Regions from separate parts of the Homo sapiens genome. Here region 1 is linked to region 2. A link is a contact called in ENCODE Hi-C or POLR2A ChIA-PET data. All regions are on one chromosome and are shown on one strand. Each heading gives the region's core, a stretch centred on a gene start or an enhancer-like site at or near the end of the contact. The rest is flanking DNA. Distances are from core to core; before and after follow the strand shown.

The links. Hi-C counts contacts between places; a loop is a spot of excess contacts on that map. ChIA-PET counts read pairs that join two places held with the same protein, here RNA polymerase II (POLR2A).
Region 1: a loop to region 2 is called in a map of K562, with 2.0 times the contacts of the local background. The contact joins the enhancer-like site here to the promoter of MAS1 in region 2. A Hi-C loop is called at or near these places in 5 of 168 maps with a recorded cell type or tissue (K562, gastrocnemius medialis, heart left ventricle and 2 more). POLR2A ChIA-PET finds 5 or more read pairs at or near these places in 1 of 52 experiments (OCI-LY7).

Annotation. Positions count from the first base shown.
Region 1 is chr6:160,040,299-160,042,998 of GRCh38, reverse strand. It overlaps IGF2R (insulin like growth factor 2 receptor), which reads right to left. Exons shown (of 48, transcript NM_000876.4): 11 at 2,275-2,439. Among named protein-coding and RNA genes, the nearest start is that of AIRN, 34 kb to the right of the region's middle. Within about 2 kb of position 1,263, at least 7 of the 41 ENCODE cell types and tissues checked have a DNase peak (open chromatin) inside an H3K27ac peak, as active enhancers do; they include gastrocnemius medialis and psoas muscle, where a contact is called at or near this core.
Region 2 is chr6:159,889,595-159,892,383 of GRCh38, reverse strand. MAS1 (MAS1 proto-oncogene, G protein-coupled receptor) reads right to left here and starts at 1,396. Exons shown (of 3, transcript NM_002377.4): 1 at 1,251-1,396.

The sequences.
Region 1 (2,700 bases), core at 14-2,513, 150 kb before region 2:
AGACTGAAAGCACAAAAATTCACCGAGATTCTCAGGTTTCTCATTTAATGTGACAGAAACAAACTACATCCCAATACTTCTTCAGAAGAGTAGGCCCAACTGGGGGACAGAGAACTGAACGGCAAAATTCTCCCAAGCCCCACAGTATGAAATTAGAAACTGAAAACCCAAATCAAGAAGCCAGCCTGTGTCTTGGGACGCAGTAGAGTGGTACATCATTGCTAGTACACCCCGCTTAACACCATTGCTAATACACCCCGCTCGGCCCCTGTGAAGGCCTGTGAAGCTAAAAGAAACCAGCAACCTCTTACACATCTGCAGACTGAGTGCAGGATGCAATGCATGCTACCACAGAAGACAAGCAAGGTACCACAGGTGGCCGCTGAACTCACAAGACTGGTGAGCTGGTCAGTGTGATCAGACACTGATTAGGCACCTGCAGGACGTGAGGGGGCACCAGCTGAGTGTCACCAGCACAGCAAGCAAGGGCGAGGGCATCCACAAAAAGCAAACCACACGGCGAACAGTCGCTGAAGGAGTAACTTACAAAGTGTGTCAAGGAGGAGGTAAAGATATAAAAATACACGTTCTCATTTGAAAATGCTCCCTTTGCAGGTTGGGTACTGGGGTTTGGAAGGCAAAACCCCATGACTCATCAGTGGTGATACAGTACATTTGGAGAAGTACTTTCCAATGTCAACAGCCTAAAAGAAACCATACAAGACTGTGCATGTGAACAAGGACCTGCCCTAAACACTGGAAGTCTGGGGTGGAGCCAGGTGGGCTGTAAAGTCTTAAGGGACTTCTTCAAGCAGTAAGGAATGGTTTTAGCTCTCCCTTCATAATTTACTTAGGGCTATCTACGCACAAATACCACGAAATACTGCAGATTCCAAGAAACCAGAGCTATGTCAGGAAGTCTGTAGATTGAAAAATGTATCTCTCCTTATCTCATAGATCCTAGGTTGTCTCTTATACACAGTAATGTTTAAAAAAAAAAAAGTTAACTTAAGGAATCTAACAGCACCACCCAGTTCACCGTAAGAAACCCGGGCCTGGAGAGCAGCTCGCTCAAGCAAATGTGGTTGGATGCGGCAACACCAGTCCTCAGCCAGGTCTCCAACTCTGCAGCTAGAACTCTTTCCACTTCACAGAAAACCAATGTCTTCACTAGCACACATGTGCCAGAATTAACTATGGCACCGTTCCCAGCAGCACACAGGGTGTTTAACCACAACAGCACTGCCAGCACTCCCTGCCCAGGCGGTTCACAGTGAGGCAGGTTCTCAAACACTCCACAAGAGGGATTCCTCTTTCTAACCTGGTATTTAGCAAACCAGGTGGGACTCAGAAGACAGGAGCAGCAGTGCTGTCACCCTGGCAGTTTTATTTTTCTTTAAAAAAAAACAAGATACATGTGGAGAACGTGCAGGTTTGTTACATAGGTATACATGTGCCATGGTGGTTTGCTGCACCTACTGATCCATCCTCTAAGTTCCCTCCCCTCACCCCCAACCCTAAACAGGCCATGGTGTGTGCTGTTCCCCTCTGTGCCCATGTGTTCTCAATGTTCAACTCCCACTTACGAGCGAGAACATACCGCCAGCAGTTCTGTGACTGTTCTGGGTGGTAATTACATGAGGCAAGTCATTCTCTCTGCTTCGGGTCATCTCCCCCTTACAGAGGCAACTGGCTTCTGTACACCTAATTTGAGCTGCCAAGAGGGTAAAACCAGAAATCCCCCCCATCAGATTATCCCTGCTTGAGACTCCCATTCTTATTATTCCACCTGCTCTGTTTCCTGCTAAATTCCAGGCCCCCAAGGACAGGGGTTGTGCTGTGGGGGGCGCTGCTGCCTCCTTGGCACCTCATCCGGTGCCTGCCGTGCAACAGCAAGCTCAGCCTCGAGTACAAGCCCACTGCACGCTGAGGCAGCGGTGAACAGCAGCCCAAGGTGCACATCCATCTGCCTAGAGGATCCAAACAGAAGAACCCCAGGGGGCAGAGGCTGCAGATCCCACCTCAGAGATGGAAGAGAGGCAGTGTGTAAAAGGGTGAAAACACAAGGTCAAAAATGCTGGTCTCAAATTCAGTTATTTCACCTCCCAGTCCAATGCTCCTTCTAATAATTCACACAGCCACATGAAAAAACTGGGGGAGGGCTGTGACGCAACCCACTGACAAAGAAAATAGTAACCGCATTTCCAAAAGTACTCATGGGAAAATGTTCCATGAGCATGTGGACTAAGACCCGCATGGCAAGGAGGGCAGTACCTGCATGGCGGACCAGCGCGGACAGGTCATAGCGCTTCTTCCCGTCGGTGGCACCGCAGAGGAGGTCTTCCTTCTCCTTAACACAGGCGTATTCCGTGTCCCATGTGAAGAAGTAGGTGCAGTCAACCTCCCCTGTGAATACAGGAGTTCCTTTCCCATCGTTACCTGCACAATTCAAGAGGAGAAATTTAAACTCCATACGTGACCAAAATTGAGGAACAGCTAAGGAGCAAGGAAGAAACTGAACAGGACCAATGCCAACTGCTCCGTTAAAAAATTCAGGTCCAGGTTTTTTTAGAGACCATGGGGATCTGAGTTGACACAGGCTTCTATTAAGCTTCAGATGCTTAACCCTAAGTCCTCGATGGCAGGCCAGCATGCCTTTCACCTTGGGAGACATTGACAGAAGGCTGTGTACAGCATCTC
Region 2 (2,789 bases), core at 147-2,646:
TGTTGTTCCCAGGCAACTTAAAAGACAGCCTGACCCTAGGCTGGATTTCTAGGTGTGCAGATCCAGAGAAAAGGGCAAATTCTTCCCTGTGTGTGTGTGCAGTCACCTGGACAAACAGAAACCCATTTGTGAGATGGAATTTCCATGGCAGGCAAGGGCTCCGATGGGAATGTACAGGGCAGGACCATCTGTCCTGGTATTAAATGCATCATTCCCGTCTTCCCCACACTAGGGCCATCTGTACGCAGAAGCAGAGACTTCTTGCTCCCTTTCCAAACATACCACAGGATCAATTTAGAGCCCTGGTCTAAAAGGGGGGAAGGTGATTTTGTCCCCTAAGGGATGTTTGGCATGCCTGAAGATATTTTTGGTTGTCACAATGGAGAGGAGTGTGCTACTGGTATCTAGTTGGTAGAGGCCAGAGATGCTGCTAAACATCCTATAATATACAAGACAGCCCACACGGCAAAGAATTACCCAGCCCAAAATGCCAGTAGTGCCGAGGCCGTGGCACTCTGCTAGAGGCCAGCTTCTTACCACCTTTTTACTGCTGCACCCATAGCAATCTAACAACACACTATACATTCTCTCACCAAATTACTCCTAAGTATCCTGGCTGGGAAGTGTTGCTAAGACGCTCATACCAAAGATCAAGACTGGGCAGGAGATTCCTTTTAACAGACATCTTGTCACCAAAGGAATGCATACGGCTTCATAAGCAACAGAAGCTAATACTGATGCCAGTGCCCACTAAGGAAAAATGAAGAAAAATCAATACAGCTTGCCCCTGTGATGCCAAAGAGCTGATAGCCAAGTGATTTCTCCAGAGGAATCAAATTCAGTAACAACTCTTTCAAACCTCAACTTCTTTATCATTCATAAGCTTTCATTAAGCAGCCTTGAAAACCTCCAAGTCCACCATTCAAACTGTGAATTGATCCTAAGATTCTTTCCCCTGCAACGAGTTAAAAAAGAAAACGCTACTGCGAAGTTTCAACCCTGAAGTTGAAAAACAATGTCTGGGAACAGTTAACTCAGCAAAGAAGTAAATTTTCCAAAACAAAGGCAGGAGGAAAGAGAAGTTTTTGCCAACACACACCAACGGCAAACATCTAACACACCGAAAAAAATAAAAGAAAGAAAAACCAGCACAGAAAAGAGTTATCCAAGAAATAGCTTTTTAAAGAGAGAAAATCTTACTCTGGTTGTCAAGGACAGCTAAGCAATGAAAAACTGGGACGCAGACTCACTGGTGTCATTTGCTCAGGAAGGGTCAGACGTGGCCAACAGGTTGGCTGCCCCTTCACATCTGGGGCATCAATGCCCAGCCAGCCTGCAGGGTCTCCGGTCCCAACATCTCGAAGGATGGCTGCAGCCTCTCATCTCTGAAGGAATCAGAGCTGCTCTCCCACTGCTGAAAATATTTGAGATGTGCCAAGCAGATGGTCCCACGCTTATCAGCAGAAGCTTCCAATGGCATCATTCAGTGACACACTCAAGTGAAAATCTTCACGCCAATCCAGAGCGGGGTGTGAGCTGGTGATAATGCAAGGCAGTGGATCACCTTGAACCACTAAGGCCAGCCAGGGCTAAAGAGAAAGATGACGTGGAGAAATGCCACATGGAAGGGCAAAACCGCATGTGTAGTAGAAAGACAGAACCATCTCAAATTCCCAGCTCAGTTTCTAATAAGTTATGTGACCTCTGCCAAGCTCTCTAAGACTTGGTTTTCTCATCTGTAAAATGGAGCTAATAATATTAACTCAAAACCTAGTAATGATGAGATGAGTCTATGTATAGACCCAGAGAGACATACGGGAGACACATGGCTAGATAGTTAAGGATTTGTTCCCTTCTCCAACCCAGTTTCGGAGAGTATCATGCTCAGTGTAGTATATAAGACCCGTAGGATGCTATGAAAAGCAAGCAAGCCAAGGAGTGTGTTCAGGGGTGAAGGCAGGGGTCTGCACCATTGGCCATGCCCAGACTGCGTCCCAGCCTGGTCCGGGGGCTCCTCCTGGGAGTAGCTGTTTCTGTTAGATGCCAACTCTCACCCGTGCAGTCAGGAACATGAGAGCAAATTCCTTTTCCCCGATCCCTGTTCTGCATTTTTTGTGTTTTTGTTGTTGTTGTTGTTTGGTTAGGTTTTTTGTTTTTCTACCTTTTAAAAACCAAAAATGGCCAATATGTTACCCATTTTTCAAATAACTCAATGTGAAGCCCCAAAGGCTGAGAATTCTGGATCTCTTGGATCTCAGGTAGCCAAGTCTGAGATCCCAAGCCTGAAGACCCACCCCTCACTCAGGGTAGCATTTTCTCTTGTTTAAAGGGATTCCTTCATAGATATTGTGCCAAAGTATTAAGAACCTCGGGGACCAACTATATCAAAAGGGGTAAGAAGGCAGTTTCAGACTCTGTGGGAAAGCAGACATAGGAACCCACAGATGAAGTTCCCCTCCGACTGTTTTCGTAAGCAGGAAGACCATAGTCCCAGGGCAGAGCCAAACTACTCTTGTGGGAAGCCTGACCAGCAGCTCGGCCCTCCCAGTGGGAAGAAGAAAGGGGAGAGAAGAGAGCTTCCCCTGAAGCCAGCAGGCATCTACTGGGTAGGCAGTGCTGAGCAGCAAATCAACAGACCAGGTGAACTCGGTCTTGAAGTTGGAAAGGTGTTCTCATTACCTGGTTCTGATGCTCCAAGGAAGGAGAAGTTCAGCCTCCTGAAGAACTTTAGTTTCCCAGAGGATGGTCAGAAACTAAAAAGGAAACAGGCACCATCTAAAGCAGACTGC